Regions from separate parts of the Homo sapiens genome. Here region 2 is linked to region 1. A link is an interaction called in ENCODE POLR2A ChIA-PET data of the cell type or tissue named here. Cell type or tissue: A673. All regions are shown on one strand. Links, peaks and the distances in the headings refer to the core of each region. The heading gives the core; the rest is flanking DNA. Region 1 overlaps LOC105376360 (a long non-coding RNA gene). Region 2 has its middle 36 kb from the start of LINC02668.

Region 1 (16,106 bases), core at 4,228-12,227:
GTCATCACCAGATATACTAACACCAGCCAATGACACGCCAAGTACTTCACTAAATCTGACCCTCCCTGCCTTCATGGAAATGCACACTTAGAATTACAGGTTTGTATTTGTGGTTCCTGGCTTTCTTTTTTTTTCCACTACTTTTTATATTAGAAAAGTCATTTTTTTTCCTAGACTGTGTTACTAAAAAGTTCAGATAAAGATAATCTGTAAAACATACCGCGATTTTATGTTCTTTTTTTTTTTTTTTTTTTGAGATGGGGTCTTGCTCTGTAGCCCAGACTGGAGTGCAGTGGTGTGATATCAGCTCACTGCAACCTCCACCTCCCAGGTTCAAGTGATTCTCCTGCCTCAGCCTCCAAAGTAGCTAGGATTACAGGCATGCACCACCACACCCAACTAAGTTTTGTATTTTTAGTAGAGACAAGGTTTCACCATGTTGGCCAGGCTGGTCTCGAACTCCTGATCTCAGGTGATCCACTGGCCTTGGCCTCCCAGAGTGCTGAGATTACAGGTCTTGAACTCCTGATCTCAGGTGATCCACTGGCCTTGGCTTCCCAGAGTGCTGGGATTACAGGCGTGAGCCACCACACCCAGCCAATTTTATGTTCTATGAGGTGTAAAATTATTCATTATTGTTTGGTTTCACACACAAAGTATCCCAGCCAACAGTGTGAGGATTTTATGGCCCAGTTAAGAATGTTAAGAATTGGATGATACAGATTCTAAAGATAATTCATTTCACTCTAATACGTATTTGTCAAAGAAGCTTTTACATCATTACATTTTTTTACATCTAGTTTAGGAAAGAGAAATTGCACATATCAGCCAGCCTCACCTATTCCCTACTCACAGAACTTGACTGTGGACCAGAGAGAGAGAGAGAATAAGAATGGGGAAACCACAGTAGCAAATCATCTTTAAGAAACATTTACCAAATTATCCATCTCTGTTTAAAAATTAGAATAGCTGAGATATAGTGAAAGCTTGCAATGTGCCAGATACTAAGCCCATTGGCTTGATGATCTCATCCAATTCTCACAGCAACTTGACCAGCTAGGTGCTGTTAGTGCAAGTATTTTTCAGACGAGAACACAGGTCTTGCAGAGGATGGCTGGGAAGCAGAGCAGGTTACGGGGCTGTCATTGCAGAGCCAGCATCTGTACCTGGCTACAAGACTCAGCCACACTCCAGCCCATAGTCGTAAGTTTTAAAAGCACCTCCAAAATCCTTTGCCACTCAGTCCATCATGAGGTGAAGCTTTGTCCCCTCACATTGATGGCCAGACACACGGGGCGCAGCAGAAGTGACTCGGGGCCTGTTGCTTTGGGAAATAGGGGTTTTCACCTCCTACTTCTAGAGTCATTTGCTGTTGAGATCCAGCCTCCATTCTGGGAGCCAGCTTGGGCTGCCTGCCTGTGTCTGAGCCATCTTGGAAGTGAACCCCTTCGAACCCAGCACCCTTGCTTGTGCCATGGAGCACACACAAGCTGCCATTTCTATCCCTGACCCAATGGCAGATTCCCGAGGAAATCAAATGAGTGGTGACTTCCAGCCACTAAGTTACCGTAGCAGTTAACTGATACACAACCGTTAGACTGTTCCTAAAGCTGTGTTTAAAATAAAACTTTAAGCTGGTAGCGCTATAGAAATAACTGTTGACACGCCCCTGTTTTAGAACCAATGTCACTAGGCCATCTTATTTGCTATTCTTTTTTTTTCTGGAAACGTCATTAATAAGAAGCCACAGAACTCCGTGCTTCTCCCCTTGTCAGGACATCTCTTGTGGGAACTCAAGCCAATGTGCACGTAAGGCTCTCTCTCTAAACTAGGATGGTGAGGGTTTCATGTCTTGGGGATGTTGCCTTGCTCTTCCTGGGATGTTTCTGATGCAGCCACGGATGCACAGGGGTGCCCGGAATTCACAACTGAGGAGCACAATCCCAGTGAGACAGCAGGAGCTTTGCCGCAGTGGCATGGAGGTGACACTGGGAGGAGACACACACTGACCCTGGGCCCACGGCCCCTGTTAACAGCCTGGCCCCACCACAGGACACAACAGTCTGTCCCAGGCTGGTGATGCCAGTGACGCCCCAAAGCGCCTTGGTAGGAGGGACTGTGGACACAGCCTGCCCATCCAGCAACTGTGCCGGCTGTTGCTCCATGCACCTGCCCGCCCCCTGCTCGCCCTGCCTCTTTGAACACCTGTTCCCACTGTGGCCTTTCAAAGGCGTCCCTCTCTGCAGTCTTCATTCCAGAGTTATGTGAGTCTCCCCAGGCTGTCCGTCCTGTCAGGGGTCCCCCCGCCGTGCCCCACTTGTCTGATGACCTGCTCTGACACTCTTCTAAGCATGTTTTTGGCTTTAACATCTCTTTGGGCACCACATGTACAAGACAATAAGACCAAACTACAAGACCAAACTCAAATGCTGTGAGGAGGCAGCTGGGGAGCACCTGTAGGAGAAATAACTCGGTATCAGAGAGTGGGGAGTGGTAAGGCTTTGGTAGTTTGTTTATAATCAGAATTATTCAAGTTTATTATAACATCATCTAATAAAGCAAGTCTGGAGAAACTGATGTGGGGCAAAGAGCCTCATTTTGACCCATTCAGAGTTCCTGAAACTTTGGCTTAAATCCATCCAACAAGAGTGGCACCCCAGTTTTGAAGTCATCACAATGAGGAAAGATGGGGCTCTAACCTACAGAATTACCCACTCCATGTGGGCACAAACCAGAGGAAGCTTCCACACCTCGGCCTACCTCACGGCAGAGCATCTTTAAAATAAATGTCTTAATTCATAATAATGCTGGCATACTAATGTGGAAATTATGATTAAAATCATTCAAAGAACCAATCAGTCACCAAGCAAGCACACACAGACATGTAGATGTCTATTACCTTGGGGTTATGTCACCAGTCTTTTACAAACAACTCTCTCTCTCTCTCACACACACACACACACACACACACACACACACACACACACACACCGCTTGCTAGAGTCTGCACCTTTTTCAAGTCGTCCCAAGAGAACAATGGGACTCATGCTCTTGACTGATTTGGGGGTGAACCAAGGAGAGAAGAAGCCTGCTTCATTAGCTAAAACCAAAAGAAGGGAGGGTACTATTTATACAATCAGCTCAGAAAATACCTCTGCCACCCCTCCATCAGTGATGTTTACTTCACCTGATTATTTTGGTTCGTTACCATGGTCTGGCTGGACTATAAACAACATAGTTATTTCTCACGGTTCTGGGGGAACCAAACTGCTGGGAAGTCCAAACTTTAGGCTCTTGGCAAACTTGGCGTCTAGTGAGAGTTTGGCCCCCCAGTTCACAGACAGTGACTGCTCACTGTGTACCCGCAAGGCGGAAGGGGTGAGGCAGCCATCTGGGGCCTGATGATATGGGCACTAATCCCAATAGGGGGCTCTGTCCCCATGGTCGAATCACCTCTTAAATGGGGATTAAGATTTCAGCATGTGAATTTGGAGGGGAATGGGGCACAAACGTTGTCTATTGCACCGTTTTTATTCATTTAAAAATGTTGAAAGAGGATTAAAAATAAGAATAAAAAACTCTCAGCCTAGAACATGCTATTTGCCAATGAGATTTTCTTTTTATTTTATTTTTAAAGATCAACACCACTTACTTTCCCAAGCTTATTTTGAAAGTTGACTTAACAGAAATAATAAGAGGCTTAAAATTTACAATTTCCTTTACCTAGAAATTCCATAAACAATCTAAAAGGCAAACAGAAAATTTGAGGAAAGTTTCCAACATATATGATAGGAAAAAGTTAACATTCTTAGACTATAAATGACTGACATTATTTGAAAAGGCACACACTTCAATAGCATAATGGGCAAAGAATATAAACAAGTAATTTAGAAAAAAAACCGTATGGCCATAAAAAAAGAAAAAATATATATATGTATATATATATATATATATGAAATTATTTAGCCTCAATAGCATTCAAAGAACTATAACATACCAGATACTATTTTCACCCATCAAAAGTCAAATATTAAAAATAAGTTATAGTATCCAATGTTGTCCCACATATGAGGAAGTAAACAGCCTCCTACACTATTGGTGGAAAACAAATTAATACAACCTTTTTGTAAACTAATTTGCTTATTCCTATTAAAAACCTTTAAAATAAGTACATCCTTTTGTCCAATAAGTTTACTTGGAAAGATTTATTATAATAATTATAGCTATACTCAAAGATTTAACTTAAATATGTTCATTGTTTATATCTGATCAAATATTTGTACAATCTGGTGACCAGAATAATACATAGTATAACCCCATTTTTGTGGAAACAAATATTTATATGTACAGTTGACCCTTGAACAACATGGGTTTGAACTACTCTAGTCCACTTGTGTGTGGATTTTCCAATGAATATATTGAAAACTTTTTTGGAGATTGTAACAATTTGAAAAACCTTACAGATGAGCTGCTTAGCCTAGAAATCCTGAAAAAATTAAGAAAAAGGTATGCCATGAATACATAAACTATATGTAGATACTAGTCTTATTTATATGTTAATCAGCTGTTCATGCTATCAGTAAGGCTTCCTGTCAGGAGTCAGCTATCAGTAGTTAAATTTTAGGGGAGTCAAAAGTCATATGTGAATTGTATTCGTCCGTTTTCACCCTGCTGATAAAGACATACTTGAGACTGGGAAGAAAAAGAGGTTTAATTGGACTTACAGTTTCATGTGGCTGGGGAGGCCTCAGAATCACAACGGGAGGTGAAAGGCACTTCTTACTTGGTGCTGGCAAGAGAAGATGAGAGAGAAGCAAAAGCAGAAACCCCTGATAAGCCCATCAGATCTCATGAGACTTATTCACTATCATGAGGACAGTATGGGGGAAACCACCCCAATGATTTAAATTATGTCCCACCAGGATACAATTCAAAATGAGATTTCGGTGGGGACACAGCCAAACCCTACATGAATATTTAACTGTGCGAGAGGTCAGTGCCTATAACGCTTGCATTGTTCAAGGGTCAACTGTATATAATATATAGTTAAAAAAATACATAAAAGTATACACAGCAAAGAGGTTACTCTGGAGTGGCAGAATTTTATATTATTTTAATTTTTTCTCTGTTAATCTATGTGGACTATTTTTCCTTTAATAATCATGTGCTATGCCCTTAGATGTATTTATTATGTGAAAAAAGATAGTTATTCCTTTATTACTAAAAATAAATGCTTCTAGAATAAATAAGTAAAAGTAATATAATTATTTGGTACAGATTTTTAATAAAATGGTGTTAAAGAATAAAAATTCTTACATATGCAAGGAAGAATCAGAATGTGTATAACAAAAAAGCAATAGTCTTCATGTGTGATTATGAATTGTGAGATGTTTATTTTCTTCTTGTTCTCATCCACACTGTCTAATTTCTCTGTAAGAATGTTGATTACTTTCTAAGAAAACATAGTTTAATTGGCACCTTGGGGTTGTGGTGAAACAGGCATCCTGATGCCAGTATAATTGGCTACAGCCTTTCTTAAAAACAATTTTCAAATTCCTTTCACTATCCTTAAAAGATGACAGTGTTTTACATAGTGATTCCATTCCTGTTGATCTATCTTAAGGATATAATCAGAATATTGACTCAAGACTGTTGTTTTTCCAGAATTCTTTCAAATTGAAAAAAAAAATTTAAAAAGAAAAGAATATCTAAATAAATAAAGTATATCAATATAATGAACTATTGTGCAATCATTAGAATGATTTCTAAGTGTTTTTTACATAGTAACTTGTTATTGAACATTTAGTTTGAGTCATACGTTATATCAAAAGTTTCACCATGCATGAGTTCATTTGATTCTCTCAACAAACCTGTGAATTAATATTGTGACCATGATTAGTCACATGAGAAAACTGAGGATAAGAGAAAACTATAAGACTCTTATGTGACAAAATGTCTAAACAGAGTAACTATTTGAATCCAGCCCCTATGGATTTTGCTACTACTATCTGGAAATGATAAAGCAAAATCAGACACTACCAGTGATTTAATGCTAAGAGGAAAAAAAGTCATCACCTAAATTGTATCCTATTAAAATAGACATATAGGCATAGGAAGAAATAGAGCAAAACATTCATAGACACAATATGGGCATGGCAAGTTTTCAAATAATTTTTATTTTTTTAAAATTTTGTTCCTTTCTGTGTTTCTCAAATGTACTACAATGCACATGTATTATAAGAAGAAAAAAATAGACCGGGCACGGTGGCTCATGCCTGTAATCCCAGCACTTTGGGAGGCCGAGGTGGGCAGATCACGAGGTCAGGAGATGGAGACCATCCTGGCTAACACGGTGAAACCCTGCCTCTACTAAAAATACAAAAAATTAGCCGGGCGTGGCGGCGGATGCCTGTAGTCCCAGCTCCTCGGGAGGCTGAGGCAGGAGAATGGAGTGAACCCGGGAGGCAGAGCTTGCAGTGAGCCTAGATCGTGCCACTGCACTCCAACCTGGGTGACAGAGCAAGACTCCATCTCAAAGAAAAAAAAAAAAAAAGAAGAAGAAAAAAATAAGGTAGCTGTAAGTAACCAAAAAAATACATTTTCAAACGGGGGTTATTCTCATGTTTGGCATGTGTCATATAAACACTAAACAGTGCTAGAATAATGGGTAACTTGACTTTATACACACTGTGCTTTATCATAATTCTGCAGAAAATGATACAAAATATATCACTTGACTTAGAATATGAAGGTCAATATATTTTGTAATTAGGTATTTGACAAATGCTTTCCTGTAAGAGCTCCTCGCTTTATAAATATGGACTCACTGATATCGATGATAAAATAAATATCAAAGTTTGTCATCCACAGGGGAAGGATGTTGAGATAAGATTTTCGTTTCACCCTTTACCCACTCATATGGTATGAGAGGAACCCCAGCAGAGCAGGAAGTTCAGGTAACATTACTCAGCATTACTCAGTCTCTTCTGAGCTGTTTCTTTCTCACTTGCTGTCTTACATCCTTCAGATATTACTTTTTACAAGACTTCAAACACTAATAAAATGATACACATTAGTAAAAGAGAAAAATCCATTATATAACCCTTCAGAATAGACTAAAGGAGCAGAGTCCATAAAAGCTGAATCATCCCATTGTGTAGGTCCCTACCAAAAACACTTGACTTATCAGCTGAGCCAGGAAACCTCATCTTCAGTACACATGAGATATCAGTAGCTGTTTCACAGGTTGGTCATCAAGGGAGGCATTTAGGTAAAGATTCGCATTCTGACTTTATCACTCACTAACTGGAGAATTGCAGCAAGTTACTCAAGCCCTTAATACCTCTGTTTTCTCAGTATTAGGAATGCAGAGTAATGTCTATTACATAGGGCAGTTGTGAAATTTGGGCAAGAGAGTGTGTGTTAAATCCAGAGGCTGACACATAATTAAGTATTCAACTCAGTCAGCGAATGTGTTTACTAAGTGCCAAGTCACCCACTGAAATCAAACCTGTCCGTGGTGCCACAGATACAGCTGTAAGAATGCAGCCAAAACCCTGTCCTCCGCCAGCTCATATTTTAGTGATCCTTATTGTACAGGTCTTGAATTTGACCAATCAGCAGACATAGTGGTTTTTGTTATAATAAAATCTAGATTAAACATATTTATTGGATAATTTTTAAATCTTCAGAAAAAGATTCACAAAATAATATTTTATATTGCAATGTATATTTTTACTTGATTGGTAAAATTAAGATCTTTAATCCACTTTTCTTTCTTTTTTTTTTTTTTTTGAGATGGAGTCTCACTCTGTTGCCCCAGGTGCCCCAGGCTGGACTGCAGTGGCACGACCTCGGCTCACTGCAAGCTCCACCTCCCCGGTTCAGGTCATTCTCCTGCCTCAGCCTCCCGAGTAGCTGGGACTATAGGCACCCAACAACACACCTAGCTAATTTTTTGTATTTTTAGTAGAAACAGGGTTTCCCCGTGTCAGTCAGGTTGGTCTCGATCTCCTGACCTTGCGATCTGCCCACGTCGGCCTCCCAAAGTGCTGGGATTACAGGTGTGAGCCACTGTGCCCGGCTAATCCACTTTTCAGAAAGACTTTTTTGATAGTTAATTTTATGTCAACTTGACTGGGCAAAGGGATGCCCAGATAGCTGGTAAAAGTCCATTCCCAGGTGTGTTTTTGGAAGAGATTTGCATTTCATTTGACTTGATGGGATTGATTTTTGAATTGGTGAATGGAGGTAAAGAAGACCCACCCTCGCCAATGTGGGCATAATCCAGTTCTTTTGTAACCTCCCAGCGGGTTCACCTTGTTCGCTGCTTAGACAGAACCGATTTATCAAGACAGGGGAAATGCAATGGAGAAAGAGTAGTTCACACAGAGCCAGCTGTGTGGAAGCTGGAGTTTTATTATTACTCAAATCAGTCTCCCCGAACATTTGGAGATCAGAGTTTTTGAAGATAATTTGGTGGGTGGGGAGGGGCAGTGAGTTGGGGAGTGCTGATTGGTTGGGTTGGAGATGAAATCATGGAGCATCACTGTCTTCTTGGGCTGAGTTAGCTCCTGGGTGGGGGTCACAAGATCAGATGGGCCAGTTTATCCATCTGTGTGGTGCCAGCTGCTTCATCAAGTGCAGGGTCTACAAAACATCTCAAGCACGGATTTTAGAAGCAGTTTAAAGAGGTTCAGAATCTCGTAGCCTCCAGCTGCATGACTCCTAAACCGTAATTACTAATCTTGTGGCTAATGTTAGTAGCCTAGTTCCCAGGCAAGAAGGAGGTTTGTTTTGGGAAAGGGCTGTTATTGTCTTTGTTTTAAACTGTAAACTATGAACTAAGTTTCTCCCAAAGTTAGTTCAGCCTATGACAAGAATGAACAAGGACAGCTTGGAGGTTAGAGGCAAGATGAAATTGGTTAAGTTGGATCTTTTTCACTGTCTCAGTCATAATTTTGCAAAGGCAGTTTCACTTTCAGAGCCCAAACAGTACAAAAAATGTAGCGGAAGGGTGAATTTTCTTTCTGTGTTGTAGCCAGGACATCCATCTTCTCCTGCCCTCACGTTGGGAGCTTCTGGTTCTTAGGTCTTCAGATTTGAACTTGGGACTTGGGACTGAGCCACACCACCAGCATTCCTGGCTCTGCAGCTTGCAGACAGCAGATTGTGAGACTTCTAGGTCCTCATAATCTCAGCAGCCACTTCCGTTAATCTCTATATATACATATACATATACATGTGTGTGTTCATGTATGTGTGTGTGTGTAGTCCATGTATGTGTGCGTGTGTGTATAGTAACACTTTTGTTACTCCATTTAACCTTGATTACATAACATTCACAAGCAAGTGTTTAAATACAATTCTTTTTTAATTTGAATTGTTTGGTATTTTGTGGGCCTTTTGGTTTAAAGGCTCATATTATTTAGCTTTAAACAATATTCTTGTTTCATTTATTTTATAATTTCTGTTTTTCCAAGTTTATTTTGCTCTAACTCCTGCTATTTTTTTGCCTTCAAGTTTCATATATACATTTTTTGTCATATATATGCATGTGTGTGTGTGTGTCCTTGAAGACAAGAAATATATACATATGGACCTTGAAGACAAGGACTACACACACACACACACACACATGCACACACACATGCACACATGCATGCACATTTTATGTATTTGCATCTATACATGCATAGAGAGCATATATATGTATATGTGTATATATACGTGTGTGTGTATATATGTGTGTGTTTATATGCGTGTGTGTGTCCTTGAAGACAAGCAATGCAGTTGTTGTTTACATGTCCTGTGCCTATCACAATGCATGGGATATGATATGCTTTCAGTAAAGCTTGCTGAACAAATGCATGAATGAATGGGTTAGCAAAAATATTTTAACCTGCCTAAAAGAAACCATAAAATTTATAATTTTTTAAAGCAAGACTGTCATGTATATATCAACAGATAAATGAAAATTTGTTAGAGAAAAAAGAAAAAGCCCAGAATGAGAATATTATGTTCTCTTTATCCAAACTAACTCCTGTAGATGTGAAACTTGGAGAGAAAATAAACAGGATCATTTGCTTAGGATTTCTCTTCTAAGAGCTCTAAATATTGGAAACACACTGAGTAGCAATATTGCATCCAAATCTGTTGGTTAACAAATTAAAAATGTATAAAATAACAAACATCTTCCTTAGGGTAGGCCCATAAAAAATAGATTTACTAAATGAAAGAAGTAGTGTTTCAAAATAATTTCTATCACTAATTTGAAGGTTTTGCTTTATTGCATTTTTTGTTCAATACTGCTAAAGCAATTCTTATCATTTTTTCAGTGATTCTCAATTTTGAACACTTTTGTTACTCTGATTTAACCTTCATTATGTAACATTCCCAATCAAGTGTTCAAATGCAATTCTTTTTTTTTTTTTTTTTTGAGATGGAGTTTTGCTCTGTCGCCCAGGCTGGAGTGCAGTGGCACGATCTCGGCTCACTGCAAGCTCCGCCTCCTGGGTTCATGCCATTCTCCTGCCTCAGCCTCCCGAGTAGCTGGGACTACAGGTGCCCACCACCACGCCCAGCTAATTTTTTGTATTTGTTTTGTTTTGTTTTGTTTTTTTAGTAGAGACAGGGTTTCACTGTGTTAGCCAGGGTGGTCTCGATATCCTGACCTCATGATCTGCCCACCTCGGCCTCCCAAAATGCTGAGATTACAGGTGTGAGCCACCACACCCGGCTGCAATTCTTTTTTTAATTTGAATTGTTTGGTATTTTATGAGCCTTTTAGTTTAAAGGCTTATATTCTTTAGCTTTGAACAATATTCTTGATTTATTTCTTTTATAATTTCTGTTTTTCCAAGTTTCTTTTGCTGTAACTCCTGTTGTGTGTTTTTTTTTTTAATTAAGCTTTCCTGGAATCGTTATCTATATATTTTACTTTTCCCTATTTTTTCTGTATCTTTGTATTTTTCTCAATTAACTACTAGAATAATGTAAGTTAGTATTTGACATTTTGAAATCTTACCATCGATATCAGAGTCACAATTTATGGGGAAAGAAAGAAGGTTAAAACAAAGACAGCGCCTAGCATAATCTCTTTCGCAATAGTGCTGATTAGATTAACTACGTACTAAGTAGAGCAATAAAGTAGCTGCAGTGAATAGTGAGGAAGGACAAGCATCCCATTCAAGCAGCATCAGGAAACCTTTATCTGGCGCTCACCAGCTCTGTGCCCCACGCTGCTGATAGGTGATCAGCATGGCTTTGTCCTTGACCTTGAGGACTGAAAGCTTAATATTTCCTTTTCCTGCCTTCCTTTGCCATATTAAAACAATTCCAAACTGGTTTTGGTGGTGCATACCTGTAATCCCAACTACTCAGAAGGCTGAGGTGGGAGGATCCCTTGAGCGCTGGAGTTCAAGGCTCCAATGAGCTCCAATGGTACCACTGCACTCAGGCCAGGGCCACAGAGCAAACTCTATTTCTAAAGTAAACAAGGACTCATGCGGTGCCTCACACCTGTAATCCCAGCACTTTGGGAGGCCAAGGCAAGTGGATCACCTGAGGTCAGGAGTTCGAGACCACTCTGGCCAACATGGTGAAACCCCCATCTCTACTAAAAATTCAAAAATTAGCCAGGAGTGGAGGCACACACCTGTGGTCCCAGCTACTCGGAAGGCTGAGGCAGGAGAATTGGTTGAACCCGGGAGGTGGAGGTTGCAGTGAGCCAAGATGGTACCATTACACTCCAGCCTGGGCAACAGAGCGAGACTCCACCTCAAAAAATAAAAAAATAAAGTAAACAAATACATAAATAAAAATTTAGAAATAAAGCAATCTCAGTCTTTGAATAAAGCTTCTCATTATATTATGATATAAAAATATTAAATTTTACTCCTAAAAATCTTACAATCACTATCCCTCTTTATTTTCCATTGGACCATACCAGCCAGTCAGAATATTCTCGCACTCTCTAATCCACACTCATCCACAAAAACACACATGCATTCAATATTCACATGCCCAAAAGCTATCTCCACCCATTGTTCAATTTATATAAAGTCACTATTCTATTTCCAATAGTCATCCATCCACTCATTCGAACCAAGGTTCTCAGTTAACTGTAATTCCATGAGCTGCAAAGTTCTTCACCTTTGAAGATGTCACATTGTTTTCTAGAATTTCTCCTTCCTCCTAACAGTCTTGTCACCATACGCATCTTGCTCCAGCTGCCTTCTGGAGCAGGTGATGGGATGAGAGAGGAAGAAGAATCCCTCCTCCCATCTCTCAGAAGTGCAGCTTCTGCCAATCACCATGAAACAGCAGGAACACTGGGCTGAAAACAAGCACTGAAGGAACCAAAGAGTAAATAAATATCAGCACAGACGCAGACCTTGATATCCAGCTCATCAAAGCGTGCTGCACCCTCCCAAAAAACAGTCCCTTACTTGAAAGAGCGTTAGAATTAGAGAGGAGCCTGTGACGCTTGGCAACACCACAGCTGCTCTCAGCAGGGTGCCACAGCACAAAAGGGTCTCAGGAAATTGTCACAAGTGAAGGAAACACAAATGTAAAATTGATGAGGAAAATACCTGCCTTAAAATGATAATGGCAATTGGAAGTATTCCAGATGGCGTCAATGTGGAAATGATCCAGTAAATGAGATTACAGCCGGGTAGTAGCATGCCAGGTCAATCTTAAAAGTTGTTGTGTATAGCGATGTTTATTAATTTGAAAAGATATTCATATATTTTATGAGAAAGAGTCAGGTTTCAAACAATATGTAAGATAGGGTTCTGATGTAAAGACATAAGGAAAAGGAGAGAGCGAACGAGAAATTGACAGGATCTGTAACTATGTGTAATGCTGGATGGTGAATTGTTTTCTTTCTTCCTCTTTGTTCTTTGTTCCTACAGTCTAATATTTATAGTAAGTGTATATTTTACAACTAGACAAAAACTTTTTTTTTTTTGAGATGGAGTCTCGCTCTGTTGCCCAGGCTGGAGTGCAGATGGCACGATCTTGGCTCACTGCAACCTCTGCCTCCCGGGTTCAAGAGATTCTCATGCCTCAGCCTCCCGACTTGCTGGGATTACAGGTACATGCCACCGCACTCGGCTAATTTTGGTATAGACTGAAACATTTTTAAATGTATAAATTTCACACTGCAGTGCAATACAAGGCAGAGAAGCACTTCGGTGCAGTGGGAACTCCGCGTGGGGGCCACATCCCCGGGTTTCACCTCCAGTTCTGCTGCCAAGACATTTAAGAAAGTCATTTAACCATTAGAGCTCATTTCTCCACCTTAAACATGAAGACGCTAAGTCCACTTATGGCTATAAAATCTGGAGTAATCGATTTCTTAAACCCATATATCTACCCACCCTAAACACACTGTTCTTACACACATTGCCAAACTCTCCGGCTCATCGTCACACAGCAAAGCCAAAGACCTCAAACTTTTCTGCCAGGTGACAGCCCTGCTGGAGGCTTCTGGTCACCTTGCACATTCCCGTGTGTCCTCTGGACAGAACACCACGCAAGCCTACACGCCCCACAATCCAGGGGAGGCTGAATTAGCAGCTGTGCAACACCACTAATGTGGAGCCTTTCCAGCTTCATTGAGTTTGACTTAAAATAAATGGAGACTTGTGTGTGTTGGGTGAGGGTGGTGGTGCGTATCCCCATTTTGTTTAATTTGGGAAGGGACTTTTGGTGGCTTTGCCAACCCATGGCAATATTTGCAGTAAAAATTCACAGCTGATTCTCTCCCTTCTGGTCTGTGGAGTCTCCTTGGGAACCACTGATATGAATCCAGCCCCTGTCTACAGAGGTGGAGGATCAGGGGGCGTCTGCAGGAGCATGTGGCCAGGCATGGGTGCACCTAGATGCGGTGAGCAGGGGTACTGGAGAACAGGGTCCCTGACAGAGGGATGCAGGTCGTGGAGGACATCGGCCAGGGACCCTGGAGCGCCATAAAGCTGCTGGGGCTGAGGCAGGATGAAGTCGGCACACGCGATGTTCTCTGTTTCTCAAACTGGGGGACGGCGGGATGAAAGCGGCACCCAGGAAGGCTCAGCCTGGCACGAGTGTGCGAGCTGAACGGAATGTGGACGGTGTTGGCCCAGGACGCAGCTCAGAGGCTGCTGCAGTAATCCCGGCGTGAATGAGGCTGTAATCCCCACAGAATGATGTGCTGGGCAATGTGGAGCCTGGCTTCATTTCCAGCTCTATTTATGGCTCTGAATTACAGGAAAAGTGGGGGAGGGCACTGCTCCTGAAGCTCCGTTTCCTCCTCCCGTGGTCCTAGGTATCTGACCACCTGCAGCCACAGTCCCTGAGCACACTGTGCATGCGGGAAGCCCAAATACACAGATTCTGGAACTTTCCGAAGACACAGAGGGTGGCTCTGTTCTTCCCCTGAAGGCAACTCATCCATGCCACACGTGTCTTTATCACTACCGGAAAGCTCCAATGCGTCCTAACGCCTCCGGTTTGATGGTTGACTCTGTTTCACTCTGAACACCACAGAAGAAGACGGCCGTGCCAAAGATGCACGGGAATGAGAATGTTTGCCAGATAGGAGCACAATTTTCATCAAGCTTGGTTCTTAGGAGTGACACTCACTTTATGACATAAACTCAAATTTCTTTTACACAAAAATCAGGGGCAGTAATAAAAAGGTATTCTATGTGACCGGGAAGCATGGTCAACCGTGAAAACAGAACTTCAAAACAAGAGGCAGAGCCAATCAGGGAACGCTTCCATACAAACAACGTGCACAGCAAGGGCTGAGAAAAATAAGGCCTTTTCCTGGGTATTGTTTTGTGGGACTGCATCACGGTTGCAAAATTCGTGTGCCTCACTGGAAGCACAATGTTCTGCACTTACACCCTAGTAAATATTTTTACAAGATAATACTTCATGATAAAGGTGTTTGGCTCACAAAACCTCTCCCTGTCAACAACTGGAGGTTGACCTGTCACTTGCCCAAAGCTGTACAAACACTGGTGGGGGATATTTGCATCTGTCACTTCTAAAACACCCTCCTTTTTAAATCTAGTATGAAAGACAGTTTCCTCCAAAAAAAAAAAAAAAAAAAAAAAACCAAAAGCTGTTTCTTTTTTTTTCTTTTCTTTTCTTTTTTTTTTTTTTTTTTTTTAATGTTCCTAAGACTGGGGAAATCTGAATCTTTTCCTGAAAGCAGAAGTGACTGGCTGGCATGAATTAATAGGATTCATTGGTGCTGACTCCCCCACCTGCACATTCCTGCCCACAGTCGCGAATCTTGACGATGACATCCATGAGCACAAAGAATTATGCCAGGCAATCCTAGAGAATGGGAGTGTTTAACCTTTTCCTCGCCATCTTGTCTACTTTTATCTCTGCAGAACCCTCTGTGGAAGCGGTGGTCTGACACAAGCATTTCTGGATGACGCTGAACCTGCTTACAACTCCCTGCTGCTGTCAGGCAGAACATTCTCCAAACCGCATGAATTTGGAAGTCTGGACACTTCAGGCATCATCAGGTTTATGGTTTTGTCATAACCCTGCTGAAAGTCCTTTACCATCTCCAGGCCTCCATTTATTTTCTATAAAATAAGGAGTTTGGAATGGCACTGTGTTGATATTCTCCAGTTTTGTGAAACATCGTACTCAACAATCGCGAGCAGGCATTTTACAGACCTTGCTTTCCTAGACCTGCTCAAGTAGAACATTCAGGTCAGTGCTAAGAGTTAATATGCTGCCTCCGTCTGACCTCCACATTATGAAAAAAAATATAAAGGAAAGAGCAAAAGGTAGAGCAAGTAGGTTTCGGGCTTGGTGGAGTAGCTCTGAGTGCTGCCCTGTCCTTGGCTGTGTGTGCCAGGTGAAGCGTCTGTGAAGGTCCCCAGTGGGGTGTGCAGAGCACAAGGGCTGCTTCTGAATGCAGGCACGTGATCTAAGGACACTGTGCATCACCAGTGTGACCCCAGGAGTAGTTTCAGAGCTTTGATAAGACCTAGGCCAGGCTCAGTGGCTCACGCCTGTCATCTCAGCACTTTGGGAGGCCAAGGTGGGTGGATCAGCTGAGGTCAGGAGTTCAAGACCAGCCTGACCAATAT
Region 2 (16,106 bases), core at 2,785-10,784, 450 kb before region 1:
CGTGATTTCTGCTCACTGCAAGCTCCGCCTCCTGGGTTCACGCCATTCTCCTGCCTCAGCCTCCCGAGTAGCTGGGACTACAGGTGTCTGCCACCACTCCCGGCTAATTTTTTTTGTATTTTTAGTAGAGACGGGGTTTCACCATGTTAGCCAGGATGGTCTTGATCTGCTGACCTCGTGATCTGCCCTCCTTGGCTTCCCAAAGTGCTGGGATTACAGGCGTGAGCCACCATGCCCAGCCAGATTTCTTAAGGCTAGAGTTCGAGACTAGTCTGTGCAACATAGAAAGATCCTTTCACTACAAAAAAAATACAAAAATTAGGCAGGTGTGGTGGGACACACCTGCAGTCCCAGCCACGTGTTAGGCTGAGGCAGGAGTAGTGCTTGAGTCCAGGACATGATATGAGCTCTGATTGCCACTACACTCCAGCCGGGGCAACAAGGCGAGACGCTGTCTCTAAAAACAATGTTGGTGGTATAGCATCAAAATCTGTCAAGGGATCAGTTTGGCAATATTTATCAAGAGCATTAAAAATTCACCTTTGACCCAATAATTTCAGCCTTTAGAAATGTAGAGATATGTGCACCAATGATAAACACATTTATTGCAGTGTAATTTACAAGATTTCAACCCAGAAAGCTACTTAAATATTCAAAAAAAGATGGGGAGCATTAAATACATTATGATACACGTGATAAACAGCAAAACAGCCCTTAAAGTCTGTACTTTTAATAATATTTCATACCCTGGGGAAACACTTGCCACAGGATAATGATGAATAAAAGAAGAAACCCAAACTAAAAATTGAGTGTCATTCCAGCTACAGGAAAAGATAAACATGTTCCCAGAGAAAAATCCTGAGAAAAAGCAACACCAAAATCTTGAGAATGTGTATTTAAAAAACAAACAATTGCATAGCTGATGATTTTTATCTTATTCTGTGTTTTGTTCTGAATGTTCACAATTGTAGCAAACCTGCAAACTTTGTGATGAACAACAACAGCAAAACCACAGAAAATGCAAAAACAAACGTGTCTTTTTTCTTCAGATATTCTGTGAATCTCTTGAGCATCACAACTTTAGGGACCACCTGCTGTGCCCCCCTATAGCAGTTCCTAGCACCGCCTCTCCTAAGACGGGTTAGGGTCACACTGAGAAACCACACTCAGAAACCTGGTGAATAGTAGGTTAATAAAATAAAGGTATAACTAGGCTTTCTTGGCGTCAAAACTACAGGTGCCTTTCATTCTTCTTCAGTCCCAAATGCAAATCATTTCTCATGTTTTTTTAAAATGGATTTTAGGCTGGGCGAGGTGGCTCACTCCCATAATCCCAGCACTTGGGGAGGCTGAGCTGGGCAGATGGCTGAGCCTAGAAGACCAGCCTGGGCAACAGGACGAAACACCGTATCTACAGAAAAATCAAATCGATCAATAAATAAAATGGATGTTGTTTTTCAGAGCAAGTTTAGATTTGCAGAAAAATTGCAGAGCAGGTACAGAGAGTTCTGATGTCCAACCTTCCTCCTGTGCGTTGTTCTGGTTTCACATGTTCGTGTTGTAATTGAGTGCGTGCACACTCAGTAAATGCGAAATGGTTTCATCACAACCGCACCGATGCAGTTCCTAAAAGAAACACACGACAGCCGATTTTGCTTCTCAAAATCGCTGCATTCAGGGTTTCCGCCGTCACCCTGCTGGCAGTGAACTAGAGGACCCGTCCCACCGGAGCTGGTCCATGGAGAGGTGCCACAGCCTGTGAGCCACGGCAGAGCGGAGAAGCCTGGGACCCCTGTCACCTCTCAGAGCAGCGCCTCACATGGCAGAAGGAGCTGCTTTCCGAAGAGCTAAAGGTTGCCATAAATATTTATAAGAGACCTGGCATTGCTGCGCTGGAGGGCAGTGTGTTATGATAAAAGTCACAAATGGAGCTGAAAAAACAGTGGCTTCTACATGACAGCTACGTGTGTGTGTGTGTGTGTGTGTATGTATGTGTGTGTGTATGTATGTGTGTGTGCACGTGTGTGGGGATACGTATTTGCACACATGTGTGTTCAATCTGTGGATACGGTACCTACGTGCACTTCTGTACCTGGTTTCTTCCTTTTTCTACACATACATTATTTATCTGTTTTTTAAAATTCAACTTTTATTGCTCCTTGTCCTGCCGGTGGCCCTGGCAACATGCCACGCCGGACTCCAGCTTAGTTTCCTTGTTGCCTTGCAGCCAAACTTACGCAGTGTGCAGACGGAGCTGCTCAGAGGGGAGGGGCAGCGAGCAGGTGCCACGTCCACACCGGGTGAGGCGTGAGGTGAGGGCTCCCCCGCGCCGCCCTGGCGTCCAGGTGGTGAGGGCTGCACGGAAACGTGGACTTCGGCAGAACATGTGTGCGCCACGGAGCGGCTGCGTGCAGCCCGCAGGTGAGACCGTCTGCATAACTCTGCCAACCGTGGAGTATCCAAGTAATTTTTAACTACTAATAATGAAAATACAAAAATTTGCTGTTTGGGAACTAACAAACAATTAGAGTGGGCTTAATCAAATGGCCTCCAGAGTAATGGCACTCTCCTTTGCTTTCTGGTGTGATTTCCTGAGAGTCTGTGAGCCAGGAGGAGTTTGGAGGAAAGACCTGCTGAGATGAGCAGCTGCGGCCTGAGCCTTCCTCCCCTCCTCCCCTCTGGGCTCTTTCTCCCGTCCAGGCGGACGCTGCCCCTGCACTGACCATCAGAGCCAGATCCAGGGGACAGTCCCCATCCTAGTCCCCTAGGCCCCCACGGCCACCGTCAACCTCAGGCCCCTCTGTTAACACCTTCCTTTGCTTGGTGTCGGGGACACAGCAGTCCCTGGTTTCTTCAGCAGGTGCACCCTCTGCACACATGCTACTCACCTTGCTCCTCCTCATGCTCTGACACCGAGGCTTCTCCATGCTCCACCACCGAGAGGGCTTCCATTAAAGTCTACGCCCAGGTCACGTCCCCGTCTCCCCTGCTCCCCTGAACAGCACACCTGTGTCCGTTTTCCACTAGACAACTGCACAATTTTGTTTCGGACTCAGAGGGGAGAAACTCCCATTTTTCCCCTCCATCCAGGAAAGCTGGACTTGGTCTCCCCAAGTTAATAACCAGGGTCCCCCCTCTTCCAGTTGCCCAGGCCCAAATACTCAGAACAGAGGGATCGTCAGGCTGAGTGGTGTCCCCCAAAATTCATACACAGAGGCCTGTTCCCAGGGCTGCGAGATGTAGCTGCGTCTGGAGACCGGGCATTTACAGATGTGATTTGGGTAAAATAAGGCCGCATGGGTAGGTCCTCACCCAGCAGGACTGGCATCCTTATAAAAAGAGGCAGTTAAGACCCAGATGCACACAGAGGGATGGCCCTGTGAGGACACAGTGAGAAGGCAGCCCCTGCACACGGACACCCTGACCTCAGATCCAGCCCCCCCGAGAAGGAAAGAATGAGTGTCTTCTGGGGAAGCCGCCTGGTCTATAGCCCTGGGCACTAACACCAGCCTCTCCTTAAAAAATGACTAAGGATTTCAGGGTTGCCCAGGAGAGCACCGAGCCCAACACAGGGCCCTTCTAGAGGCAGCTGCTGGGTTCTGTTGTCAACACAATCATCCCTGCGATCCTTTCTTTTTTACTCATTTTGCTTTGTTTTTTAGAGACGGGGTCTTGCTCTGTCACCCAGGCTGAAGTGCAGTGGCATGAACAGGGCTCATGGAAGCCTCGACCTCCCCAGCTCAAGTGATCCTCCCTCCTCAGCCTCCTAGGGTGTTGGATTGCAGGTGTGAGCCACGGCGCCCCATAGGCACAATCCTTTTAAATCTCTGGTCAGATTCCCTCGCTTCTCCTCTCAGATCTTCTTGGTGCCTTCCCACCTCACTCCAAGCAAAACACAAAACCTGTGTCACAGTCTGCAAGCATTCCAGTGGCGAGTCCCACCAGCCCCACCCCACCGTCTACCGGCTCTGTCCCCACCAGCTTTTTCCAGCCACTCCCTCTGCAGGGGACGTCCTCCATCGCACATCCACAGGCCTGTGTCCTTCCTTGCGCCACTCCTCAAATGTCATGCTGCCCTCCCGTAAGGCATCACCGCCCCCGCCAACCTCTCCTACCTCCTGCCTCATCCTACCATTCTCCTGATTCATCTTCCCCTAGGACACATCCCACCTGACATTTTATATATTTATTTTCTGATTATCTGACGGCCTCTGGTGGAAGGTGACTTCCAGAAGGTGGGGATTTCTAGAATATCTTCTTGGAATGTATGCTCAGTGCTTAGAAACTTGCCTGGCATTTAGAAAGTGCAATAAATATTCACAGAATATAACCAGAATCTATGGTCTAGCTTGCAGTCTATATGTGGCCGTCCACAGTGAACAGCATTTTTTTCAATGAGTTTTCACTGTGATTATTTTAAATCGTTGCTCCTTTCTTTCCAGCTATGTGGCTGGGCATCTGGAGGCAATGGCAGTACACCACGCGTGCGGATTCTCCCCAGGCAGGACCTGAGTCCTGGGAGGCCAGGCTGCCATGTGCTGGCCCTCACCTGGGGTGGGCAGGGGGTCCCAAAGGTGAACCCAGGTTCCTGCCTGCTGGTGTTGACACAGGTGCCACCTGTCCCCACTCCCAGGCCTGAGGGCGGGACTCAGAACCCAGGGCCTTGTCCACACCCCTGTCTCCAGACCCACTTAGGCAGGAAGAAGGGAGAAGCCACAGGCTCTGGGGTGGATGCAGGCAGCTATGCAGCCACAGCAGGGATGGGCCTCAGTAGATGTGGGACCTCAGCAGGTGTGGGACCTCAGCAGGCATGCGGTCTCAGCAGGTGTGGAATCTCAGCAGGCGTGGGGTCTCGGCAGGCCTGGGGTCTCGGCAGGCGTGGGGTCTCGGCAGGCGTGGGGTCTCGGCAGGCGTGGGACCTCGGCAGGCGTGGGGTCTCAGCAGGTGTGAGACCTTAGCAGATATAGGGTCTCAGCAGATGAGGCACGTGGAGCTTTGTCCAAGGCCATTGGGCCCTTTCCTGAGATGAAGCCTCTCTGTGGCCTCCACATGTGCAGATCAGAAAGGTCCCTTTCTGGCCTCAGGGCTGGCCCTCCAACAGCGGGGTAAGCCCTGTTTTCCTGTATGAAACCCCTTCCTCTGTACAAGGTCAGTTTTCCTGAGTCAATTCCAACTGATACAGTTGTATAGTCTGAGCAGAACACAGCAGCTCAAGTCTACCCAGGTGCCTGGCATGGAGCACCCACTAGCCCAGGGGCAGGTGGGGCCTCAGGCATGAGCTCTGAGCTAGGCCATCTTCCTGGAAACCCCAATTCTCTGTTCTACCACTTACAATAAGGTGGCACATAATTCACCATTGCAGTGGGTCATTGTCCGCAAACCAAAGCATCAGAGGCAGCGGTTTTAATCTCAGGGCTACTAGTGGATTACTTTGGACATATGATCTCATTTTTAAGGTTTTTTTTTTCTAAAATAGAATAACACTACCTGCTTTTCTTTTGAGAAAGTTGTTACAAGCAGTAAATTAATTTGAGTAATTATAAGGCAATTTGGAAATTCCCACACTCATTCAGATTTCCTTTGATACTAGAGAATAAGATGATGGATGCCCACAGCATTTGGTTATAAATTCAGATTCTGGGGTTGGGCGTGGTGGCTCACGCCTGTAATCCCAGCACTTTGGGAGGTCAAGGCAGGTGGATCACAAGGTCAGGAGTTCGAGCCTGACCAACATGGTGAAACCCCATCCCTACTAAAAATATAAAAAATGAGCCAGTTGTGGTGGCACGTGCCTGTAATCTCAGCTACTTGGGAGGCTGAGGCAGGATAATCACTTGAACCCTGGAGATGGAGGTTGCAGTGAGCCGAGATCATGCCACTGCACTCTAGCCTGGGCAACAGAGCAAGACTCCGTCTCAAAAAAAAAAAAAAAAAAAAAAAAAACAGAATTCAGACTCTGGCTTTGTCACTTACTACCTGTGAACCATGAACAACCTACTTCATTTCCCTGAGCTTTGACTTCTCCAGCTGCAAAAGAGGAAGAATGGTATTTCTAGGATATGAGGAGGATCAAAGGAGTGAATCTGTGAATGGTATTGATAAGATTTGAGAGGATCAGATGAGGGAATCTGTGAAAACACTTAGGATGTCTATCGAGTAGTAAGACCTCTTATGTATAAGTTATGATTATTGCCAAGTAAAGACAAATGGCATACAGTTTGCTTCACATCAGCTGGTAAAGATGCAATTACTATTCAGATAGGGAATAAACAGAAGTGGATTAATTATTGTAATGTAAGTTATTTTAACGTCTTAGTACATGGATTGTCAAAAATAAGATATCCCTACTTCAAATGAAGATACTTCCAATTGAAGATGCTGCTTCAAATGTTTCTAAAAAACCGTAAACCTCCAATATTTAAATACAACGTAAAAGTTATCAAAGGAACTTTAAAGCCATCATCTCCTTTATTCCTCATGAGAACCTCACCAAGTGAGAGGTACACAGATTATATCGTCCCAATTCAGAGATGAGGAAACTGGGACTCTGGGAAGATGTCTTAAACAAAGGTCAGTGGAGCTAAATCGAAGGCCAGTGCCTTTCCAGGGCTCCAGGAAATTCCAAGCTCAATTTAAGGCTTGGCTTGAGAAAGCTCACTGAGAAAATGTGAATATCTCCTGGAGGTGGACGCTATTTTTGCTCATTCAAGATGGTATTCGACTTGACGTGTGTGTGTGTGTGTGTGTGTGTGTGTGTGCACGTTCTTGTGCTGGGGTGGGGCACTGGAGGCACAGACTGTTTTTAGGGAACATTCCTTTGGATGAACGCATCTTCACATGCCTCTCTGGTAAATGACGGGTTGTTTCTATGCAATGAACTATAAACAGGGAGCGCACTGTGAACAATAGCAACATAAATCACAGTTACTGCTTTTCTACTCTGCAATCTGGGGGAAAGGACATTTCTCAGTGTGCTTTCCTTGACACACATCAGTCTCTGTGTTTACTATTCAAAAGATGTGATCGGGTGAAGGCCTGAAGCCCTTTCACATTGAAGGGGCTGAGTGGCAGAGGGTTCAAGACGTTATAACTGGAGAGGAGACATTTGGAAATGATTGTTCTGTTACAAAATGCTGCCTGGGAAACATGCTCTGTTATGTATTCACTCTTTTTTTTTTTTTTTTTTTTTCCAGTTTAGAAACCCATTTTTGGAGCAAGCAAGCAGACTGAATGGAAGTGGTGAGAAAATTAATCAGCAAAATCTTCTGAAATTGGGTGCCTTCTTCTTAAAAGTTTTCTCCCTGTAATCCTAGGTGCTGTCAGGGAGTAATAATTATTTCCCATAAACAGCTGGCTCAGTGATCTATTTTGCATGCTGGGGGAAAAGAACTAGCTGTGATGAGCTCTCCAAAGCTTTTCTCACTAATGATGTCTGTGATACACACTCACACAAAGACCCACATACATTCGAAAGGAAGATACTGCAGAAGAAACTCATTTACAGTCTTGATCTACCACATGCATTCTGCAGGGTGTTTCAATGTCACAAGAAAGCATAAAGAAACCCATCTAAGTTCCTGTTTGTTTCAGATGCTCCTTGAAGATGGGAGAGAGAGCTGGAGCTCATCTGTCCTGGCATCAGAGAACCGTGACTCCGGAGGGTGGGAGAGGCAGGCCCGAGTCATCTCTGCCCTGGGGCCCCTTCCCAATGTGTCCTGTCTTCCTCCCTAGTGAGGGGAGTCTAATTTAGAGTGGGAAGTGGAGAGGAATGCTGGCCAGGTGGGAAGTTGGGGGGCTGCGCCATGACCCGCCACACTTGGCTGGGTGGCTCCAGGGAACATCCTCTGCCTCCCCTCCAGTGCAGGAGTGAGTGAAGCAGCTGCCTCTGTGGCTGCCGACGCTGGCTACGCACAGCAAGGGAGGAGGCTGAGACATGAGGAAACCTGGCCCTCTAGGCGGGCACTTTGGAAGCTCGCTGGCATGCTGCTGGAGACCCACCGGCAACCACGAGGACAAGTGGGGACCTGGTGACATTCCAGCTCTGCCAGCCCTCCCAGAATAAAGGGGAATGGCAGCAAATCAAGAGGCGGAGGCGTTTCAATGCCATTTTGCTGTGCTGACTTTTCCTTTTGGACATTGCGAACAAGAGAAGAAAGCAGCTCCCTTAACTGTAGTACAAAAAAAATTCAGAAAAGAGGGCATTTTAAGGGTAACATTTTTCTTGCTGCAATGACTCATGGAAGACAGAAAGTGAGAGGCTTGCTGAAAGGCGAAAGACAGAGCCAAAAAAGCAAAACTCAAGTCCTATTTACAAAACGACGGGCCACAACGGACTCTCCAGTAACATGATATTGTACATTGTCCTTTAAATCCTGAACAGATCTTCCTTCCAAATCCTTTACTGCCTCAGAGTTGTTAATCACAAAATGAAGGTTTCTGCCACCAAAAAAAATTGACCACAGATGTTTCCAGAAAAGAAAGAGGAAAGAACAGCCATTCACCACGCCCGTGTGGGGTGTTGAGGCTGCAATGCTGAGGTCCCTGAAAACACAGGCATGAGCAGTGCTTGTCCTTTCCAGGGACCCGAGGACAGCGAGTCACAGAGCGGCTGCAGGTGCAAGGCCATTCCTCATAGAAACCGTGTGTCCAGGTGTCAGGCATATTTGTCATGGTTCCTCAAAGGGGAAACATTCATTTATAATTTTGAAAAACAAAAACAAAAGAACGACATGAAAGGAGAGGCCTTAACTAAAAAGAACAATTCACAATTGCCAAGCAGTTGAGGAGGTCTTATAAGAAACTCTGGGAGTTAAACAAGAAGTCAAAAGGGCTGGATTTCACGGGCAGCGTCCTCCTTACCTTCTTGTGCTAGAAGGCTGGATCTGGGGCTTTTCAAAGGCAATGAAGACAGGCCAGGCACGGTGGCTCAGGGCTGTAATCCCAGCACTTTGGGAGGCTGAGGTGGGTGGATCACCTGAGGTCAGGAGTTCAAGACCGTCCTGGCCAACATGGAGAAACGCTGTCTCTATTAAAAATACAAAAATTAGCTGGGTGTGGTGGCAGGTGCCTGTAGTTCCAGCTACCCGTGAGCCTGAGGCAGGGGAATCACTTGATTCCCGCCAGGAGGCGGAGGTTGCAGTGAGCCGAGATCCCACCGCTGTGCTCCAGCCTGGCCGACAGAGTGAGACTCTGTCTCACAAAACAAACAAACACAACAAAGGCAAATAAAATCGTTGTTTGAGCAGCCACATGACGTTCAGTCTTATGTATTCTCCAGATATATTAACAGAACTGTAAGTTTTCAAGCAGGGTTTTCTAAAGTTTGTGAACAAAATAGAAGCATGCTGTATGCTATTTGGGTTTTAATTGTTCCATTTATGAAGTGTCCGAGTGAGTAATGGCGGCAAGTTCATTTGATTCCACTGGGGACACCTGCTGTGAGTGAAAACAGGAATCTGTTCTCTCCAGACCTGGCATCAACGAGGATAAGGGAATGGAAGCTCTTCTTACAGCAGTTCTCAGGGAGCGTTTCTTTGCCATTCAGTAAAGATCAGACCCTCAACATTTTCAGAACTGCACCCTGACATTCTTAAAAGCCAGGGCTCCTGTTCTCCCACCCCTCCCTGGGTGCCGCCATCTGTCTAGAAGGCAGCATTTGTTTTCAATCGAGAATGCTGACCACACCTGGCAGGCACAACTGAGACGCATGAGCCTCCCCTTTCATTTACAAGGTGCTAATTTGAAAGATAAGTATCCCTTCAATAGCCCTGGGGCTGGGCACCAGGATGCAGTGAGTCAGGAGAACAGGATGGAAATCATGAACCCTGGTATCATTAACAAAGCGATAGATCAGTATTCGTACAACATCAGAGCCCTCAAGAATATTTATATCTATCCTTTCTACATGAAGTCTCTCACAAGGAATCTGAAAGAGCGAGAGATGAGACATGCGTATGAAAAGAGTTCCTTCCATCGAAGGCCCTTCGTGAGCATGACTCATGACCACTACCCTGTGTGACACCCGGTAATGTGTCCAGTTGAGAAAATTAGGAAGCGAGAAAGTCAGTCAATTTCCTCCACATTCCTGGAGGAAACTTAAACACAGAAAGAGATGCCAGGAGTGAGGATGTGCTTGCGATGCAGGTGACACCTGCAGCCACGTTAGAGGTGTGATTGCTCCCACCCAACGGCGAATGCAGCCAAAGGGCGACAGAAGCATCTTAGGAACAGATGATGGGGTGTGTGCCCTGGAGATCCAAGGATGACGTCTCTGTCATCCACGCTGCCCCCTGAGAAGTATACGGTGTGGAGGGAGGTCTTTTCCTTTTTCTTTCTTTCTTTTTTTTTTTTTTTTTTTGAGACAGAGTCTTGCTCTGTTGCCCAGGCTGGAGTACAGTGGCATGATCTCGGCTCACTGCAGCCTCTGCCTCCCAGGTTCAAGCAATTCAAGCAATTGAGGTTTCCTCTCTCAGCCTCCCGAGTAGCTGGGACCACATGCATGCACCACCACACCCAGCTATTTTTTTGTATTTTAGTAGACACGGGGTTTCGCCATGTTGGTCTTGAACTCCTGAGCTCAGGCAATCCGCCCACCTCTGCCTCCCAAAATGCTACGATTACAGGTGTGAGCCACTGCGCCTGGCCAAGAGAGTTCTTTTTCTAAACAGACTCGCTCCATGGAGCTGTTCCCCAAGTCCCTCCTTCTCGGCGCCCTCAGACACACACTCTCTTAGTGTCCAGAACAGAGCCACACGAGCCCTCAGCATCCTTCAAACCCGTTCTTCCTCCAGATGCTGCCGAGGTCAGGCCTGAGGCCGGCGCGTGGAGTGGCCTCGGCACCCTGTGTCCTCAGCTTGGCAACTCAGAGAAACATGTTAGAGGTGCTAACATTGGATACATGTGAGCACAAAGCTGGCAACTCTCAAAGAGGGAGGAAGACAAGGGTCGAAAACAATCTGTTGCTATGTTCACTATTTGGAGGAGGGTTCACCTGAGCCCAAACCTCAGCATCATGCAATATACTCGTGTAAAAAAGCTGCACGTGGACTCGCTGAATCCCAAACAAAAATTAAGTAAGTAATAAACATTTCTTATTTGTGGAAGGAGGGAGGGGGAGTGATATGGTGTGGATCTTTTCCCCACCCAAATCTCATGTTGAATTGTAATTCCAGTGTTGGAGGTGGGGCCTGGTGGGAGGTGATTGGATCGGAGAGTGGGTCCTTCATGAATGGTTTGGCACCGTCCCCATGGTGCTGCTCTGATGGTGAGTCATGACGAGATCTGGCTGTTGAAAAGTCTGAGCATGTCCCCCTCGCTCTCTCTGGGTCCTGCTCCTGCCATGACAGACACCTGCTCCGGCTTCGCCTTCTGCCAGGGGTAAAAGCTCCTTGAAGCCTCTCCAGAAGCAGAAGCTGCCATGCTTCCCGTATAGCATGGGGAACCATCAGCCAATTCAACCTCTTTTCTTTATCAACTACCCAGTTTCAGGTTTTTTTTTTTTTTTAATAGCAATCCAAGTATGGACTAATACAGAGAGAGAAAGGAAGAAAGTGAAGAAGAGCAAACGTATATCTGCAGCGGTTTTTCTGCATGGCTAAGGTGAGGCTGGGCTCCGTGGCTGTTCAGGCGATTTTGCTGCCTAGAAGGGGATTTGGAGAGGTAAGAAGCCTGCAAGACAGGAGGCAGCAAGAATAGGACGTGGGCGGGGGACACCTACCACACAAAAGGCTCATGTGGTCTTGATAGTCGTGAATATCTTGGATGCTCATGCCGAGCTGTTGAGTGAGATTCCTTATGCCATTCTCCACACTGGAAGGCTGAAGACTAAAGAGGTCATTTGAGCTATTAGGGGCACCTGACTCTCCCATCAAACTGTCATTCCTCTAGACCAGGGGCAGTGGCTCACCCCTGTAATCTCAGCACTTTGGGAGGCCAGTGGATCTCTTGAGCCCAGGAGTTCAAACCAGCCTGGGCAACATAGCAAGATCCCATCTCTACAACAACAACAACAACAACAACAACAACAAAACATACAAAAAAAAATTAGCCAGGCATGGTGGCACACACCTGCAGTCCCATCTTTTTGAGAGGCTGAGGTGGGAGCATGGAATGGGCCTGGCAGGTTGAGGCTGCAGTGAGCTGTGATTGTGCCACTGTACTCCAGTCTGAGCAATAGAGTGAGACCCTGTCTCAAAAAAAAAAAAAAAAGTCATTCTTCCAGACAGCAGAGGTGGAAATGGGAAATAAGACTGTTCAGAAATGCAGCAGACAATTCTTATTCAGCCTCCCTGTAAAGATTTGAAATGGATTGTAACATTGTAACATCGTAGGTGAAAAAGATCAAGCACAAAGCATAAAACATATAAAAAGGGTTTTCATGTTTGCAAAGCTCTGAACAAGTGTAACTTCTTATCTAGCCAGGAGCCAAGAAAGGTATGGCCAATGTTAGGGGCGATGGGTCACAGGGAAAGGCGTCCGTGAAGCCCGAAGCTCTAGGGGGACCTCACAAAGTGGGTGGGTATTTCTGCCTGACTGTTGGAGAGATGGGGGAGGGGGGCGCGGGGGCACTGGGGGTTCCCTGTCCTTCCTCTACATGAGTAAAACGGAGTGTGGGGGAAGCTTTGCTTTGATCTGCTCCATGCACTTCTAATTCCACACCTGTGGTATAAGAACATGCTGCTTTTCACACACCTCACCTTCCTGGTAACACAAAGGGATGGTCAGAGCAGACGCTGGGGTAGCACTTGCCACACGCCAGGCACTGTTGTAAGCATTGACTCCTTTGGTTCTCACAATGCACCCATGAAGTAGGTATTATTACGATCCCCCTTTTACAGATGAGGACACGGAGGCCAGGAGAGGTGACCCACGCTGCTCTAGGCTGCATGGACAGTAGCAAGTGTGGGGCTCACGTTTGCTGCAGAAGGTAACCCCAGTCTGCTGTGTCACAGGCCTCTGCACCTGATCGTAAGGTGTCAGGGTGACATCTCTTCCTCACTCCCTCTGGGCATCTGCCCATCATTCCCATGTGGCTTGCTCTTGGGGTGAGGGTTCTCATCCTGGGAGGTCTGGGTAGCAAGGCCGGTCTCCTGGGCAGCACTCAAGAGCACAGATGCTCTTGCTCAAAGACAGGCAGAAGTGTTTTCACAACAAGACTAGGACCATCTAATTTCAATGTCATTAAATTAATAAAACTCTAGGGGCTGGCCAGCGACAATCTAATTAAACGTTACAGAATGCAGCCCAATTATGTAACACAGTGGGCTGACTTTCAGATAGATTGGTTTTTGATATACATCAGCTGGTTAATCACTTGTCTGCCATATCAGGTAAGCTGGGATTAAACACTCCATCGCACGAAATCTTAAGTATTTCTAGCTTCATGTCAGGGTCTTCTTTTGTGGGCAGAGGTCTGCTGCAAAGATTATTGATGAAGTTTTGATTGCTACCTGCCCAGATATGACCTAGCTAGGCTGGAGGTGGAGGTGTTTGCTTTCCCGAGATACATTAGGTCTGCCTAACAAATATTTATCAAGAGCTTACCATGAGATCATACCACTTCTTTGGCGATCAATTTGGCAATATTTAAACAGAGAAGGTGCACACTTCATGACCCCAAATTGCACTTCTAGGTATGTTATGTCCCCTGGAAAAACTCTCATGCAGGTGCACGATGAGATGCATGGAATAACATTTGCTGTAGCCCTCCTTGTCATGGAGAGGTGCTGGGAATAGCTCAAGCATCCTTGGGCAGCAGAATGGGTACCTTCATTTTGGCATTTTTATATGATGGATTTTTTTTCAGTAGTTAAAATGAGTGAATGAGAGTTTAACATATTAATATGCATAAATCACAGTAAATGTTGAATGAAAAATACAAGACATAAAATTACATTTTTAGAATTATGCCATATGTAGAGTTTAATTTACTATTCAGAGATATGTACTTTCATACACGGTAAAAACCTCAGTGCATTGGTGGAGCTAATGAAATACCAAAGCCATGACAATACATATCTTTGAGGAAGGATAAAATGAAAGAATCAGGGAGATACATATGGGAGATTTGAATTGTAACTACACTGATTTATTTCTTTAATAAGAATGGGTGATGATGCAAAATATTGTTGTAATGATTTTAAAACATGACTGATGTTTTAAGCACCGGATTGTGTGTTTATTAGGTTGCCCTATTTTTTTTGATGACTGAAATAGTTCATAATATAGAAAGAATTTCCTGCAGGCTAAGCATTAGGGCACTCGGCACAGTAAGATGAATGCCTGCAAGCAAGATACAGGAAGCAAGGAAGGAAAAAAGGCTTCACAGAAGTAGGACGTCCTCGTAACTGGTACCACCAGCCGCAACGCAAAGCCAAGTCTGAACATGAATCTTGCCTTTGATACGGGCAGACTTTATACGATAACCTTTCTCTTGAGCAAAATTTACTCCAAAAATAACTCACTTTCCTGAATTTTTCTCTTTGTAGATGTGACATTCGTATGAACTAGCATTTCAAAGTAGGGTGTGTGGAACTTGGGGCAAGTGCAAACCATGGCAGACTCGGAGAGACATCCTTATTAGGAGGTGCTTGGTTGCAAACCTTTTGATTTCATTACTAATTTAAAGCTACTTTGGCTGGCTACATTATCGGAAGGAAAAAAGAAAGAAAAAGCACAGGTGGCTCTGAGCACCTGCTTGCCTTTTGACGGGTGGGAATCTGGGCTTGACTGTGTCGCCGTCCACAGCAGGTTGCTACAGCGGGTTCAGCAATGGCACCTGGTCCATCGTTCCCCGCTCAGGATTTTTCCCCGAGCTGTTTGGAAATCGCTGGATGCTCCATTTTTCAAATTCGCTTCACGTGTAGATGAATTTGGCAAAAGTCAGAGAAACAGCGAGTAGCCAAACAAACGGGAATAATTTAAGCTGCAGATCATAAGCTCCCGGTGGGCAAGGACGAAACCTTCATCTGTTCTCCAAAATGTTCCACGCAGCTCAGTGGGCATTCTCTGATGCTGATTACCACGGCTCGATTGACACGTTTAGCTCCTGTGGGGACAGCGTCGCTCATGATGAAGAGAATCAATCAAACTTACTTTCCTCAAGTTTGCTGGTCCTATCTAGAATGCTTAGACACGTGTCCAAAACAGCACTCTCATTGCAATAACAATTGTATTGTTATTATTGATTATTAGAAATCTGTTATCCGAAGCAATGGAGGCCATACCTTTGTGACGAGGTGACTACACATGGAGGTCCAAAACGATGTTACAAAGCCTTATTTGTTCATTTTTAAAATAAGTATTTTATTTAATGAGGTATGTAGCAAACACCTCTGCTCCTCTCCCATCACACCTCCTCAGCTTACTTTTTTTTTTTTTTTGGGATGGAGTCTCACTCTGTTGCCGAGGCTGGAGTGCAGTGGTACAATCTCAGCTCACTGCAGCCTCCACCTCCTGGTTCAAGTGATTCTCCTACCTCAGTCTCCTGAGTAGCTGGGATTACAGGCGACTGCCACCATGCCTGGCTAATTTTTTTTTATTTTTAATAGAGACGGGGTTTTGCCATGTTGGCCAGGCTTGTCTCGAACTCCTGACCTCAGGTGATCCACCTGCTTCGGCCTCCCAAAGTGCTGGGATTACAGGCGTGAGCCACCGCGCCCGGCCACATGTGATTTTAATTAAGGCATGTGAGTAGCACACAGCTCCACATGCATTCAGCTGCAGGAATCTTACCCCACCTCTAACATGTGCTACAGCTTTCCTTTCTGCTCCAGCCTCTGCTCCAATGTTACTGGAGCACATTAGCCCCACACTAGTACAGACAGGAAGTCCGAGGGAATCTAATTCTTTGATGGTTAATTTTAATGTACCCACTTGACTGGGCTACAGGATGCTCAGATACCTGGCAAAATGTTATTTCTGGGTGTGTCTGGTGTTTCCAGAAAAGACTAGTATTTAGATCAGTTCACTGAGTAAAGAAGACCCCCTCACTTATGTGGGGGGACGTCATCTAGTCCATTGAGGACCCAAATAGAACAAAAAGGTGGCAGAAGAGAGAGTTCTCCCTCTGTGTGCTTGAGCTGGGCCCTCCCTCTTCGGTTCTTGGA

Evidence for each region. ChIA-PET counts read pairs that join two places held together with the same protein. Peaks named below come from ENCODE experiments on the same cell type or tissue, not always from the same donor. Only the 100,000 strongest peaks of a DNase experiment are listed, where the experiment ranks them.
Region 2: POLR2A ChIA-PET joins it to region 1 with 13 read pairs; 3 of 35 experiments call an interaction of 5 or more read pairs at or near these places.

Annotation. Positions count from the first base shown.
Region 1 is chr10:3,733,296-3,749,401 of GRCh38, forward strand. LOC105376360 (a long non-coding RNA gene) reads left to right here. Exons shown (of 2, transcript NR_131187.1): 2 at 15,393-16,106. Among named protein-coding and RNA genes, the nearest start is that of KLF6, 44 kb to the right of the region's middle. RefSeq lists enhancers at 6,275-7,474, 9,048-9,187. In A673, for the core only: no CTCF peak of the experiment used is centred there; DNase peaks (open chromatin) are centred at 7,396 and 11,146; H3K4me3 peaks cover 214 bases; H3K27ac peaks cover 325 bases.
Region 2 is chr10:3,285,963-3,302,068 of GRCh38, forward strand. No RefSeq gene overlaps it. Among named protein-coding and RNA genes, the nearest start is that of LINC02668, 36 kb to the left of the region's middle. In A673, for the core only: no CTCF peak of the experiment used is centred there; no DNase peak of the experiment used is centred there.